Regions from separate parts of the Mus musculus genome. Here region 2 is linked to region 1. Evidence: chromatin loops called from intact Hi-C (ENCODE). Cell type or tissue: gastrocnemius. All regions are shown on one strand.

The links. Hi-C counts contacts between places; a loop is a spot of excess contacts. Peaks named below come from ENCODE experiments on the same cell type or tissue, not always from the same donor. Only the 100,000 strongest peaks of a DNase experiment are listed, where the experiment ranks them.
Region 2: a loop joins it to region 1, with 2.5 times the contacts of the local background. A loop is called at or near these places in 6 of 42 quality-filtered maps.

What each region holds. Positions count from the first base shown.
Region 1 is chr5:103,656,631-103,664,630 of GRCm38, forward strand. It overlaps Gm42138 (a long non-coding RNA gene), which reads left to right. Exons shown (of 3, transcript XR_880498.2): 2 at 7,720-7,864. It overlaps Gm25721 (a small nuclear RNA gene), which reads left to right and starts at 1,607; the gene lies at 1,607-1,777. In gastrocnemius, CTCF peaks have their summits at 2,507 (motif pointing left) and 3,157 (motif pointing left); a DNase peak (open chromatin) is centred at 2,524; H3K27ac peaks cover 761 bases.
Region 2 is chr5:103,587,403-103,595,402 of GRCm38, forward strand. Ptpn13 (protein tyrosine phosphatase, non-receptor type 13) reads left to right here. Exons shown (of 48, transcript NM_011204.2): 43 at 641-789; 44 at 2,456-2,546; 45 at 3,614-3,951; 46 at 6,105-6,320; 47 at 7,215-7,277. Among named protein-coding and RNA genes, the nearest start is that of Slc10a6, 38 kb to the right of the region's middle. In gastrocnemius, a CTCF peak has its summit at 10 (motif pointing left); DNase peaks (open chromatin) are centred at 3,753, 5,486 and 6,232; H3K4me3 peaks cover 223 bases; H3K27ac peaks cover 545 bases.

The sequences.
Region 1 (8,000 bases):
GGGATGTCCGCCAGCAACTGCGGAGCTGGCTTATCTGTAGAAGGTACTTCTGTGCCTACAAGAAACTAGAATGTATAGAAGCCCGATTCATTGTGTCTGTAGTCCAAATGGGGAATGTCTGTGCCACAGGGGTGAAGCCCCCCACCATGGATTATGTGACCAGTGTAGGAGAGTTCAGCCCGATTTGATTTCAGTTAGCATAGATGGAGACTGCAATGTGCCCACCAGCCTTAGTTTGGTTCCAAGCACCCGTGTGGTGGCTCACAGCCATCAACAACTCAGACTCCTGGGTGTGCAGCACCCTCTTCTGAACTCCGAAGGCACCAGGCATGCATGGAGTGCACATACATACACAGTCTTGACTGAAACTCCATAGAGACCCAAAGCTAGAACCATCAACTCAACAGCTCCAGGATTTCTGGTTGTTAGAAAATAAAACAGATTTAGAATCTAGTTCAACTGAACCCAGGGGCCATCTGGTTACAATACTCAGCACCAAAGTGGCTCTTGTGGTGGCATATGTGTGCATGCCCAGCATTTGGGAGGTAGAGGCAGGAGGATCAGAATGTTGAGCCTATTCTTAGCCACAGAGCCAATAGTAGACTAAACGACATGAGACCCTGTCTCAACAACAAATATAATGTTCATTGGTTTAATCCATTAACTGTTGGAGTAAAGTTTATACAGCAGATTATATTGCATATACCATGTCTTATTGTGAGAAGAGTACTCTTTATAGAAAAAAAAACTTTTTATTTTATTTTTTAAAAGAAATTCTTTTTTAAAAAAAGATTAATTTATTTATTCATTATATATAAGTAGACTGTAACTGCCTTCAGACACTCCTGAAGAGGAAGTCAGATCTCATTATGGATGATTGTGAGCCACCATGTGGTTGCTGGGATTTGAACTCAGGACCTTTGGAAGAGCAGTCAGTGCTCTTACCTGATGAGCCATCTCTCCAGCCCTCACCCCCACCCCCACCCCCTTTTTGGGGGAGAGGGGGTTTCGAGACAGGGTTTCTCTGTGTAGACCAGGCTGGATTTGAGAACTCAGAAATCCACCTGCCTCTACCTCCCTAGTGCTGGGATTAAAGGCGTGCACCACCACTGCCTTCTTTTTTTATTTTTAAACTTGCATTTCTGTGTGTGTGATATATGTGTATGTGTGTGTATATGTGTGTGTATGTGTGTGTGTTTGTATATGTGTGTATGTGTGTATATGTGTGTATGTGTGTTTGTATATGTGTGTATATGTGTATATGTGTGTATGTGTGATACATGTGTATGTGTGTGTATATGTGTGTGTGTGTTTGTATATGTGTGTATGTATGTGTATGTGTGTGTTTGTGTATGTATGCTTGTGTGTGTGTGTGTGTGTGTGTGTGTGTGTGTGTGTGTGCGTGCGTGCGTGCGTTTGCCTGTGTTTGGGAATACACATGCTGTGACCTGAGTGTGCAAGTCACAAGCTTGTAAGAACCAGTTCTCTCCTTGCACATCACTCAGGTCCTAAGGACTAAACTCAGGTCATCAGGCTTGGCTGCAAGCCTTTAATCCCTGAGCCATCTCACAACCCCGCCTCATTTCATAATTAAGATTAATACTAAGTGCTTACCGGGCAGAGGAGATACCATGATTTCAGGGTGGTTTTCCCAGGGTGAGGCTTATCCAGTGTCCTCTGGACGTGCTGACCCCAGGGAGTTCCCCACTGTGAGAAAGTAACCGCATGGTGTAACCACATGGTTTATGGTAGAGGACTGAATTCATATTTTCACCCAAATTAGAAGAGGAAGAGGAGGAGGAGGAAGTAAGATAAAAATGAATAGAACCCACACTTTTATAGACATTCGCCCTAAGAGGATCCTGCGAACTCTTACCCAGAGCCACTTAGAACCCGTAAACACAGTCGGCAAACAGCATGACACCTCTGTACCCACACTGTTCCAGGAGAAAGCAAGCTAAACATTCAAAGGACGTAGAGGGAGGCTATCTGCTAAAGATTTACAAACAAAAAACATTTTCTGAAATTCCTTTTGAAAATACCAAACCGGGGCTGGAGAAATATCTCAGTGGTGAAGAACAGGTGTTGCTCTTCAGAAGATCTGGTCCGTTCCCAGAGCCTATGTGGCAGCTACTATTGGCTCTGTGGCTAAGAATAGGCTCAACATTCTGATCCTCCTGCCTCTACCTCCCAAATGCTGGGCATGCACACATATGCCACCACAAGAGCCACTTTGGTGCTGAGCATTGTAACCAGATGGCCCCTGGGTTCAGTTGAACTAGATTCTAAATCTGTCTTATTTTCTGACAACCAGAAATCCTGGAGCTGTTGAGTTGATGGTTCTAGCTTTGGGTCTCTATGGAGTTTCAGTCAAGACTGTGTATGTATGTGCACCCCCTGCATGCCTGGTGCCTTCGGAGTTCAGAAGAGGGTGCTGCACACCCCGGAGTTTGAGTCCTTGATGTCTCCAGTTCCAGAGGATTCCACACCCTCTTCTGGCCTCTGAGGGCATTGCACATATATAATGCACAGACATGCATGCAGAGAAAATACCCGAATATATAAAATAAAGTCATAAGGGCTGGAGAGATGGCTCAGCAGGTAAGAGCACTGGCTGCTCTATGAAAGGACCCAGGTTCGAATCCCAGCACCTATGTAGTCACTCATGGCCCTCTGTAACTGCTGTCCGAAGAGATCTGATGCCCTCATCTAAACATACACATGGTGGACATACATACATATATGCAAGGAAAACACCCATACACATCAAAATAAAGTGAAATGTTGTTTTAAAGAAAGGAAAGGAAATACCAAATTCTAGCGGGGAGGGGACATAAGCAAAGGCAGTAAGAAAAGATAGTGAACTAGAAGAAAATGTAACGGCATGTGTATGAAGAACCTGGGGGTAATCCTATTATTTGAAAGCTAACTTAAAAATAATAACCAAATTCTACCTCTCTCTCTCTCACTCCCTTCTTCCTCTCTCCTCTACAGGTTTAAGCTCATCTTCACCCCTATCTCTGTATCAGTTTCCCTGTTTTATTGGTACCTCATCCTCTTCTTCCACTTAGATTGTGTCTAGTCCAGAAAGCTCTCGTTGGCCTTTTTAATTGTTTAAGTGAACACTGCTGCCACCTAGTGTTAAGATGAAGTTACAAGGGGGAATGCAAAAGAGATGAGACTGTCCAATCATACATAACAAAACTGTGGCATGCTCTAAATGCCGTTCGATAGACTGTACTCACTGGTTCATTTAATTATCACATATTGATGGCATTATTAGTTTTGTGATTTTGTGGTGTTTTAATATTTATTTGTATTCTCTCTCTTTCTCTCTCTCTCTCTCTCTCTCTCTCATGAGTGTGTGTGTGTGTGTGTGTGTGTGTGTGTTTCTTTGTGTAAGTGCTGGTACCTGAATGGTCAGGTCCCCTTGTGTTACCAGTGAACTCCATCCCAGGAAGAGCATCCATTATGTGTTCTTAACCAGCAAGCCCCTTGTGATGGTATTTTAGAGATGGCATTTTGAGCACCAGTAACATTGAATATCACAGGGCTTGAACTCAAGACCACCTGATTCTGATCTTTGTTCTTTCTGCACCATACCTCCCACACTACACAGTCTCCCCAGATGACACTCTATGCAAGGCTATGATCCGCTGTAAGTTCTGCTCCAACTGCCCTTTGCCATCATGAGACTCTCACATGTGTACACCCATCCTGATTCCAAAGACGTTTTACTTCTCTTAAGATGTAAACCACAGATTCAGTTTCCAAGTTTTTATGGCTGTTTCTAAAACTTCCCATGTGTTAATTGCATAACTTTCGAAGATAATGATGAAAAGGTACATCCCATAATTTTAAGGCCCCCGACTGACAGCCGTCAATGCCATACACTCCGTACTCCTCCGTACTGATGCTTTGCAGTGCTCTCTGCTCCCAGGTCATTCTTCCCCTGGTTTGTTTTTAATGTATGAGTGCTCTGTCTGCATGTATACTAGCCTGACAGGGGAGGGCATCAGATCCCATTACAGATGGTTGTGAGCCACCATGTAGTTGCTGGGAATTGAACTCAGGACCTCTGGGAGAGCAGACAGTGCTCTTAACCATTGAGCCATTGCTCCAGCCCCTTCATTCTTTAACTTTGTGCATGCTGAGGCTGTGTCAACCCTTCTGTTACCTCGCCAAGCCTCCTGGCCCTCCTCTTACCAGGGTAGCCATCATTTTCTGTGGGTCAGACCCAGAAAGGATTCACTAGCCAGCCTGGGCTTCTAGCTTGGATTTCTAGCCCATGCTTCCACCAGGTGGAGGAACTCTTGCATTTGACTGATAAAGGTTTCAACACAATCCAAATATCCTCCCAGCCCTCAACCTCTCTCTCTTTGCTATTCTTAAAATGACCCAGTGGTGCCTGAGCCAGTCTTGGCGCAGAGGCGTCAGTCATTTTTACCACATTTTGCTGACATCTGCTTCATGGAAGCCATCATTCTGAACTTCTTCTCATGACATCCTGATCTTCACCGATAGGTAGGGAAGAAGGTGATATTTTACCTGGTGTTGGTAAGGGAAGAGAATGTAGAGAACCATACCATGGCACGACGAGTATTGGTTGGTTCTCAGAGTGGCACCGTCCTCTGCCATCGAAGCTGTTTCTGCTCTGGAATGGCACATCACGAGGGCTCAGTCCTTGAGTCTCTCTCTGAGAGTTAGGGCTGAGAACAGGGGAAGCAGCCTGACCTCACACATGGGCCTCTGGGGATTCACAGTAATATTTCTCCAAGACGTATGGATTCAAAGGACTTGTCTGCCTCAGTATAGGTGGAAACCTCATTCATGCTAGTTTATGAATTACAACAAGCTGGAGGAGAAATTCAGTCGCTGAGTACTGATTGTTCTTACAGAGGACATGGGTTTAGTTCCCATACCTGCATCAGGTAGTTCATAGCTATCTGTAACTCCAGCTCCTGGGACTCTGACATCTACTCTGGCTTCCATCAATATCTGTATGTATGTGGTACACACAAAACCATACACATGGTGCTGGAGGCAGGCAGATTTCTGTGAATTCAAGGCCAGCCTGGTCTACAAAGTGAGTTCCAGGACAGCTAGGGGCTGTTATACAGAGAAATCCTGTCTCACAAAAACAAACAAACTAAAAAATACATTCTAGTAAAAAAAAAAAATCAGTAGCTAGATCATTAATGAGCTTACTCAGAAAGTAATTAGAAAATATATCCCACTGACAATGGGGGAGACAGGACCTGGGACAAACTAAAGTAACCAAAGAAGTTAAAGATGTCACATGAAAAACTTTTGTTTGTTTGTTTTGTTTTGTTTTTTGAGACAGGGTTTCTCTGTGTATCCCTGGCTGTCCTGGAACTCATTCTATAGACCAGGCTAGCCTCAAACTCACACAGATCTGCCTGCCCCTGCCTCCTGAGTGCTGGACTTAAAGATGTGCGCCATCACCACCTGGTACAATGAAAATTTTAAGACAATGAAAAAAAAATTGGGGGAGAATTCAAGTTCTCTTAATTTGGCAGAATTAATACTGTGAAAATGACTAATCTATAGGTTCTATGAAAGCCCATCAAAATTCTAATGCTATTTGTCCTAGAACTAGAAAAAACAAAACATAAAAGTCGCATGGGGCCGGGCATGGTGGTGCACGCCTTTAATCCCAGCACTCGGGAGGCAGAGGCAGGTGGATTTCTGAGTTCGAGGCAAGCCTGGTCTACAAAATGAGTTCCAGGACAGCCAGGGCTATACAGAGAAACCCTGTCTCGAAAAAAAAACAAAAACAAAAAACAAAAAAAAACAAGTTGCATGGGGACAGTAAGGGCCAGATTGGCAAAGCATTCCTGAGCAGGAGGAAACTGCCTGAGATGTCACAGTACCTAACCTCATACTGCAGTCATTCACAGTGACAGAGACAGAAACGAAACGTAGGCCACCAGAACTTAACAGTGAACCCTGAAATCAACACACAGTTACTGTCTAGCTTTTGATGAGGGGTCAAAAATATATACTGGATATACTGGGATATTCTCTCAGATAGTGCTGTGAGAACCTGGGCATCTGCCTGCAGAATAATTAAACTACAGTTTTCTCTTTCTGCATAAAAATCAATTCAACACAGATTAAAGGCCTTAATTTACTGCTAAAGCGCTGAGCGTGCTAGAGGAAGACGGAGGGCATTTCAAGACACAGACACAGACGAGGGGTTCCAAGGAGGAGCGAAGAAGCAGAGAACCCAAGAGTCAGAATGAGATTGCACTGAAGGAAACCAAGCGAGCTGAACAGCTGGTCTGTGGGGCACGAGAAAGTTCTTGCCAGCATACATAGACAGGAAGTGATTATCTAGAATACACATAAAGGTCTGTAAAAATCAAACCCCAACAAACTCCGGGGCATCATGATACACACCTTTAATCCCAGCATTTAGGAGGCAGGTGAAGGTGAGTTTGAAGCAAGCCTGGTCTACATAGTGAATATCCATATAGCCAGGACTAGAGGGAGAGAGAGAGAGAGAGAGAAGGGAGGAAGAGAAAGTCAAAACAACAACAGCAACAAAATAAGTAAATAAATAAATAAATAAAATCCAGGCAGGAGTGGCCACACTTGCCTTTAATCCCTAACACAGAGGTAAGCAGATCTCTGAGTTTAAGGCTAGTCTGGTCTATACAGTAAGTTCCAGGACAGCTAGGGTTATACAGAGAAACCCTGTCTCAAAGAAGGAAGGAAGGAAGGAAGGAAGGAAGGAAGGAAGGAAGGAAGGTTGTTTTTTTTAAATGGACAACTCTAGAGATATCTATTTTTAATTTTTGTAATAAAAAAGAAAAGGTGACACAATTAAGCAGTGAATGGGATCGTTTTTCTTCACATCCTTGCCAGCATTTAGTGACCTTTGCTTTGCCTGCCTGGCTTGACTTTCTCTTCCTCCCTTCTCTCTCTCTCTCTCTCTCTCTCTCTCTCTCTCTCTCTCTCTCTCTCTCTCTCTTTCCTTCCTTCCTTTCTTTGAGAAAGGGATTGACTATGTAGCTATATAGCTCTGGTGTCCTGGAACTTTAAAGATCTGCCTGCCTCTGCCTCCTGAGTGCTGGGATAACAGACATGAGCCACCACTGCCTGGCCTTAAAACGTTTTTTTGTCACGTAAGATTTCAGACTGAGGTCCTAATAGCTGGGGGTGAAGCCACCCAGGATGCACGAAAATTGCTTTCAGGAAGAACCAGTTTCTTCAATACAAGAGAAGTGCTCACCCGCAGTCTTGGTCCACAGTGTGCGGTCACTGTGAGGATAAAGAGGGCAGCGTTGGCAGGTGATAACTGTGCTTCTCCAAGCAAGGCAGACAGTACCCTAAACACTTCTGCAACAGCCTTTGCACCCCCTCTGTGCCAGGCAAGGGTCCAGCTCAGTCTAGAAGCCGGTTTTACAAGTGGCAGAGGGCTTGGTCCTTATTGGTCCTCAGGGAGACGACGAAGTGCTCTAAAGGTACTCGTGGGAAAATGGAATACTGAAGAAGGCCTTGCTAATGTTAACTGGAGCCAGAGTATCTGGTCAGAGCCGAGTGAGGTTTACAAAGTGTGGAGTTGCGAGCGAAGCACTCTGCGTTGAGAGACAGTCCTCAGTGCTCCGCGCCCCCACCCCCACCCCCCATCCCCCCCACCCACGCTGCTCCCTGCTGTGTTGTCACCACACTAGACTTTACTTCTGCGAGCAGGTGTTTGGTTCAGCATGGCAAGCAAGGCTCTGGCATTGGAGGAGAAGCAGTCTAGTAACCTGAGATAGGCTCCGGAAAAACCGGCGTCCCTGTGCCCAGCAAGGCAGTTCCCAACACGACTCAATCTTCTGAAGTTCGGATTGTGGTTTGTATTTTTTTATTTGTTTGTTTATTTTTTTGTTTGTTTGTTTTATGTAAGTACACTGTAGCTGTCTTCAGACACTCCAGAAGAGGGCCCCAGATCTTGTTACGGGTGGTTGTGAGCCACCATGTGGTTGCTG
Region 2 (8,000 bases), 69 kb before region 1:
AGCCTTACTGCCCCCTGCAGGAAGTTAGCTGCAGCACCACCATGCCCTAACTGCTTGAGGATTCTCCCGCCTTGTCTGGGAAAGCAATTGCCTTGTGTTGTAAATAATCCGTATAGCGGGTACTCACTCAGACCCCAGGCTCTTCTAGGGTACCTGTGTAATACAGCTCCTAAATAGTCCACGAAAAGTGCTCTGTGCAGGAAGAACACTGCCCAATCCAGGAGTCGGCAGTGAGGGGGAAGAGGAGGCACGGAAAAGGGAAGGCTGTAGTCTAATGACAATCTCCTCACGTGTGGGATTTCTGACCTCTTGTCTCTGTCTTCCCCAGTGCTGAGAATCCAAGTAACAGGGGAAACTGGGTAGGTTTTCCTCACATAAACAGTGTCAGTAAAGTCAAACAAAAATGAGCATATGTTCCTTTCAAGAGCTAAACAACTGGGAGTCGCCCGCCTTCCAGACCTGTGAGCAGTGATGAGGTAGCTGCTTCAAGGCTGGGTGAGGTAGCGGTGTAGTAGCAAAACCTGTGTGGCCTGCAGTCATCAGCCAGGCTGCTGCCCCCTTTCCTAGGACAGTGGGAAGTGAGAAGAGGCTCAAGTGAGCTCGGGTGAGAACTGAAGAACCTTCTGGTCCTTCCTGATAGATCCCCCCTTTCTGACGAATGAGGAGCTGGCAGCCCTGCCGGTGGTCAGAGTCCCTCCCTCTGGCAAGTACACGGGCACACAGCTGCAGGCCACCATCCGCACGCTGCAGGGCTTGCTCGACCAAGGGATCCCTTCTAAGGAGCTGGAGGTAAGTGCTCCCTGTGTTTATTTGAATGGGAAATGTGATCATGGTTAGGAAATGTCCTTCAAGGTGGAACACATTCCATCTCTTTGAAAATACCAATTCCTTTCTGTCTTAGTGTTCTATTGCTGCGAAGAAACAGCATGGCAGCGGCAACTCTTAAAGAGACATTTAACCGGGGCTGGCTTACAGTTCAGAGGTTCAGTCCATTGTCATCATGGAGGGAAGCATGGCTGTGTGAGGCAGACATGGCACTGGAGATGTAGCAGGGAATTCTACATCTGGATTGGCAGGCAACAGGAAGCACTGAAACACTGGGTGTGGTTTGAATATTTGAGACCTCAAAGCCCACTCCCCAGTGACACATTTATTCCAACAAGGCCACACCCACTCCAACAGGGCCATATTTCCTGATAGTACCACTTCCTATGGGCCTATGGGGGCCATTTTCATTCAAACCACCAGACTCTGCAACACTACCCTGTAGGGCTAACTTCCAACTCTAAAGAGCACCATTTTGTCATACCTAATGATAAATTAATTTTCTCAGTGAGGATCTTAATGATTCTAGTTTAACAAGATTATCTTAACTGCTCAGAACTTGACAGATTTTTCTAATGATATTCTGTATTTCTTATATGTAAAAATAAAAATGTTTTAATTTAAAAAGTCTGGTCCTAATGGCACATGTCTATGTTCCCACCCCTTGGGAGTAAATGCAGGAGGGTCAGGAGTTCAGTCTTCCTGGCTTCTGCAGTGAGGTGTGTTGGTACAAACAGCTGCTGTGGGTAGACACAGCCCTCTTGGGTATGCATGCCAGGTCGCTGCCCTTGCTCCTGTGTTGCAGGAGAAACACAGCCCCACTGGGCTCAGGGGTCACCTTGTCCCTTTCTCTCAAACCCCCAGCTTCACTGCTCACTCGCCACTGAAAGGAGGTGCTCCTCTGAGAGCTGCTGCTATGTGCTTACACTCTGAAGGTGCCATGGAACCACTCAGTACCGGAGGTGTATGCCTCCTCTCCTTGAGTCTGGCTTTGTAGAAGCGGTTGTGTCTTCTTTAAGGTTTGGGGCTAAGCATCGTTATCCCCACCCCAGCACCTCTGAAGCACAGCTGTTTCCCTCCCCCAGCATCTAAATCTCCAAAAGGCATATCACCATGTTTGTTTATTTCCACATTGTCTCTTGGGAGCTGAAAGTTCCCTGAGATAGACTGTGCCTTCACTTACATCACGTTCTCTCCACTCATTGCACCAGCACTTACCACAGTGCCTTGCATATATATAGGAGCAGTCATGAAAAGGAGAAGGAATTGACTATCTGCACAGTGGACTGTCCACAACAGCAATACTACACACCGTGGTCTGTGACTCTATTCATGATATTGTCAAGAAAGTACTCCAGATGTTGCCTTCTTTGTAGGGTTTTTTGTTTGTTTCTTTTAGGATTATAGACAGTTTTAAACTGAATTTAGAACATAGGTTAAGAAATGCTATTAGTCGGCTGATCATGACCTGTCCAGTCAAAGGTTCTTGCAGTAAATTCATTCAGCAACAGCTTACAAACCTGTGTTCGTTAGCACTCTCAGCCCAATCGGTGCAGTAGAAGCATTGCTCTTGACTAAGTTATTGCTTTAGTTGACAAATTTAACCTTATGTCCATGTTGTTACTTGTAGAACCTTCAAGAATTAAAACCTTTGGATCAGTGTCTGATTGGACAGACAAAGGAAAACCGCAGGAAGAACAGATACAAAAATATCCTTCCCTGTGAGTTCCAGTGTGGGTCTGTGTGTGTGTGTGTGTGTGTGTGTGTGTGTGTGTGTGTGTGTGTTCCAGTGTGGGTCTAACTGTGTGTATCTGTGAGTTCTAGTGTGGCTCTAATCGAGTGTGTACGTGCAGTGAGTTCCAGACCAGCCTAGACCACATAGAGAAGCCACGTCTCTAGAAAGGAAAGGAGTCTAAGAAAGGTTTTAAATGGAGTAGATGAGGATTCAGCATTAAGGAGATGGGAGTTGTTATATGAGGCCAAAACCATGCAGATTTTATCTTAAAACCAGAACTGGGAAAACTATAAATACAAAGTAATTTATTGTTAGGAAGCAAACTGAACTAAGATGAAAGCCAAGCAATAAATCTTGAAACCCAATTTTAAAGGTTCATCCTTGGTTGCCACCACAACTAACTTATTAAATTTATAAATATTTAAACTATGAGGCCAGGTAAAGAAAGGTACTTGCCACCAAGGGGAGACAGACAGTCCTGTTAAGGTGTCTTCTGTCCTCCACATGTGTGGGTGGCAGCCACACACACACAAAAGCCACTCAAATAAATAATACAAAGTGACAAAATAAAAGATTCTCCTCACGTATCCACAAGATCTAGAGATGTCAGTCATGTCCCTAGCAGCCACTTTGACAGTGTCACTTCAGAGCGAGCTTTTGTTCTATGAAAGAGTTTGTTCCATCATTCAGAACCCTTGTCACTGGTATCTAAATACTGACAGAGAAGTAACAATGTTTATGTTTGTTTCCCTCCTTACTTACTGTGATGGTCTACTGTTTGTTAAGTTACTTTGTTACATGTTACCACACTTGTAATACAAACTCTATGTCAGTAAACCCCAAGTTTCATAGAAAGCCACCAAGCTGACATTTAGATAGAGTGTAACAAACACCATAAATATGATCTGGACTGCTGCTGGTTGAAATGCACATCATCAACACACACACAAGGAGGGCCCTAGGAACCATTGTAGTCATTGACTCCAGCTTCTTGTGAAACTTGTGGTGACAATACATGGTGGTGACATGCCCTTTTGCTGTGGACATTCACAGATGACACCACAAGAGTGCCTCTTGGAGATGAAGGTGGATACATCAATGCCAGTTTCATCAGGATCCCGGTGGGGACCCAGGAATTCGTGTACATTGCCTGCCAGGGGCCGTTGCCCACCACTGTGGGGGATTTTTGGCAGATGGTTTGGGAGCAGAACTCCACGGTGATAGCAATGATGACGCAGGAGGTGGAAGGAGAAAAGATCAAATGCCAGCGGTACTGGCCAAGCATCCTGGGCACAACCACCATGGCCAACGAGAGGCTGCGCCTGGCCCTCCTGAGGATGCAGCAGCTGAAGGGCTTCATCGTGCGGGTGATGGCCCTGGAGGATATTCAGGTCAGTCACTCGTCAGAAAGCAGACCTGCACGCTCTCCGGGAGGCCACAACAAAAGCAGGGCATCTACTATCTTTTATTTTTGAGACCAGGTCTCACGTAGCCCAGACTGGCCTCAAAGTCATTATACAGCTACAACAACCTGGAAGTCCTGATCCCCCTGCTTCTGTCTCCTGGGTACTGGGATTACAGGAATGTGTGATCCTGTCAAACCACACGCAGCTTCCAGTAGAGTTTTAAGAGTGGCCCTCATTCAGTTTCATCTGGTAGATGCTGTATTAGAACAAACATGGGGTTTTAACATGATCATCAGTCTGTGCTTAGGAATAAACAGCACAAAACAGTTCATAAACTGCAGTGTACATAGAACCATTACTGTTGTTGTTATTATTATTGTTGTTGTTTTTTTTCGGGATAAGGTTTCCCTGTGTAGCCCTGGCTGTCCTGGAACTCGATCTGTAGACCAGGCTAAGCTGGCCTTGAACTCTAGATTGGCCTACTTCTGGTTGCCAAGTGCTGGGATTAAAGGCATGTGCCAGCACACCTGATGAAACTTGCTTTGTTTAACACCTACAGGGTCCAATATCTAAGTAGACTAATTGAAGCTGTTTTAAGAAATCTGTGGCTATGAGAACACGTCCGGTGAAGGCAGCCTACATGTTTAGCGGGTGTGCACAGCTGTGCCATATCAGCTGTCATTGACACACTTGCCAGACACACTGGATAAAACTAGTGCATGCTAGCTTGTGATCGGCCTTTAGACAGAGCCAGCCGTCTGTCTCTTCAGTGTGGCATTCCCTCACCTGGTGCACCCTTCCCGGAAATATGAGCTATGCAAAGCCATGTTTGCTCATGAGTCTTTAACTTTCTTCAACGTTTCTTTGTTTTTCCTTCTCTGTGTGTATATGTGTTTGTGTGTGTACATAGATGTGTAGGTATGTCTGTGCGCACGTGTACGCTAGAGGCTGATGTAGGAATCTTCCTTCCTCTGTGGCTCTCTGCCTCCCTTGAGAAAGACTCGGCCACTGAACACGGAGCTCCCAGATTGAACTGCTCCGGCTGCCTTCCAGCCCCAGGAATCCTCCTGACTCCATCTCCCCAGCACAGGATTAAAGGGCAGTCCCCATGCCCAACTTTTTCTGTGGATGCTGGGGATGCAAGCTCAGACTCCATGCTTATGTGACAAGCACTTTACCCCTGAGCTTTCTTCAGCTTTTCTAGAAGGAAAACAAAACAAAACAAAAACAAAACAGTATGCTGATTCACTTCCATTGGCGACATATAAACGTGTTATGAGACTTTCCTTATTATTTACAAAGTGTCAGAGCTTTTATTCCTTTATGAAACCTAAACATTTTAGTTAACACATTTTAATTAATGCTCCTAGGTCCTGCCAGGTGATGTTTTGGCTCACACGAGCTTACCCATTGCTCAGATGAGCTTAGCACTTCGTGTTCCTCAGGTGACCTGATCATGAATCACAGTAGAGTAGTCCAACTCAAACCCTGGCATGGACCCCAGGTCCAGCATTTTAACAACAGGCAGACAGCCGTTCAGTACCCACATGGAGCTTGCTGCCTGCGTGGGCGTGGGCTGGCTGTGTTAGTCGTGCTGCTGGGAAAACAAAACCGAAAGGAAGGGTTGCTGGACTCTGAGATACAGGCTGTGTGTTCAACAACACAGGATGGCCTGAGAGGCTGCATTTGAGGAAAACGAAGCAGATAATAAAACCAGAGGATGCTGGGGGAGGAGGAGTTCTAATGGGAAAGAAAGAATAAAGTTCTGAGACTGACATTGCCAAACATATCACTTAAATGAGCCCACAGAGGCCTGGGTACCATCCCTAGCCACTAGGACTGGGCGGTGGTGATGCAGTCCGTGTATTTTTCAATCTGTTGTTGTCGGTTTTAGCCACAGTCTTGCTCTGTACCCTAAGCTGGCCTTGAATACTCCGTCCTCCTCTCTTGGTCTGAATACTGGAAATTAGGCATATGCCACCATACCCAGCTTTGTATGTTTATACCTTTTTATCTCTTCCATTTTTTCTTTTGATCTGATTCAATATACCACTCAAATTTGAAAGATGGAAATGATACTGTAAGGACCTGACTTAGGGACAGGTGACATTGTAACTCACTACATTTTACACTTTCAGACAGGGGAGGTGCGACATATTTCTCATCTGAATTTCACTGCCTGGCCAGACCACGATACACCGTCGCAGCCAGACGACCTGCTCACATTCATCTCCTACATGAGACACATCCGTAGGTCGGGCCCAGTCATCACACACTGCAGCGCTGGCATTGGACGCTCAGGAACCCTCATTTGCATAGACGTGGTCCTAGGCTTAATCAGCCAGGATCTGGAAGTAAGTACAAGATACGGCCGAGTGCTGGGCGATGTGACTGTCTAAATGTGTTGTTTCACCTTGTACAGACAGTAAGCTTCTCTGTGAGAGCAAGTCAGTACTGTTGCCATGACTACAGGAAATACCAAAGTCCAAAAGACAGTCCACTTTTAAAAAGAAAAATATTGAGCTTTGTCCTTGTTACCTATAGATAAGAAATTGGTAATTTTGTTTGAAAATTAATACTAATCTATTACTCTAAGTAGTTACTCTTAATTTTTAAATATTAATAAAGCAAGTAACAGTGTGATCTTACTTTGACTCTAATCTAAATTCGTATGAAACTTCCTTAATTGCCAAAATATCTTGTATTTAAATATATATATAGTTTTTGGATATAATTGTATATTGTATATAATCAATATATAGTATGTATATATATATGTATGTGTGTAGATAGGTAGATGATAGAGATATAGAGATTAAAGGGTCTGTCTCTTAAAGGGTTTTAGATGATGCAGTTCTATCCAGTTCTTGATACTCCTATAACCTATGATAACTGAAGTGGGGCACACCCAGCAGTCCAGTCTGCCCTCGTCTCAGACTGTCAAGCATCAGCTAAATTAAAAGGAAATGGAATTTTATTCTGGACATTAGTGTGAGGAATATTGCTTACATTATTTTTTTATAGTTTAAGAAATTAGCTAAATGTCAGAGGAAGAGAATGTGTATCAAAGACGTTCAAACATAGTAGACTCTAGTTCTTAGAAATACTGTATCATAGAAGGTCACTTCAGGAAGTCATTATACTGGAGAGTTTGACGAGTCGTGAGGAGGGGCAGGGGTGAGGACCCCACAGGGGACGCCTTCGCATCACCCAGCTTGTGTCTAACGCACCACTCTGTGTCCCGGCAGTTCGACATCTCTGACCTAGTGCGCTGCATGAGGCTTCAGAGGCACGGCATGGTGCAGACCGAGGTGAGGAGGACTTCTTCTGAGACTAATAGTTTAAAAGTTGCTCTTGAATTTGTATTCTCTTTCTGTCTGTCTTTCTGAGATGATCTTGCTATGGCCCAGGCTAACCTGGGCTCAAGCGCTCTTCTCATCTCAGCCTTCAGGTAACAGGATGACAGAGGAAGGCTCTACCCTTTGCCCAGTGATCTCTTTGAAGGTTTCCTTCCATGTTATAACATAAAACCAACATCTCTTGTCATAAAGGACCCTTCTATAGCATTAAGACTAATTCAGAAAAAAAAAAAGGGGGAATTTCAGACTATCATTTTAGATACTACCTTAAAATTTTTATTTTTTTAATGGAGAACAGGAGCTGGGGAGATAGCTCCTCAGTGAAGTACTGTCATGAGGTCCTAGGTTTGAGCCTCAAAACCTACACGAAAATCCAGGCATAGACTGGGAGGACAGACTCAGGCAAGTTCCTAAATTTATGAGCTCCAGCCATTGAGAGACCCTGTCTCAAAAAAGCAGGGGGTTAGGGGAGGGGCGGGGAGGCACCTACCCAGGGCTGTCATCTGGCTCCTCATGCATGCACACACAGGCACATACATACACAGACACACACACAGGCACATACATACACAGACACACACACAGGGAGGGAGGGGAAAGGTGGGGAGAGGGAAGAAGGGATGCAGTGTCCCCACTAAGTTGCTCATAAAGGGTGGACTTGTTGGAGGCTCCGAG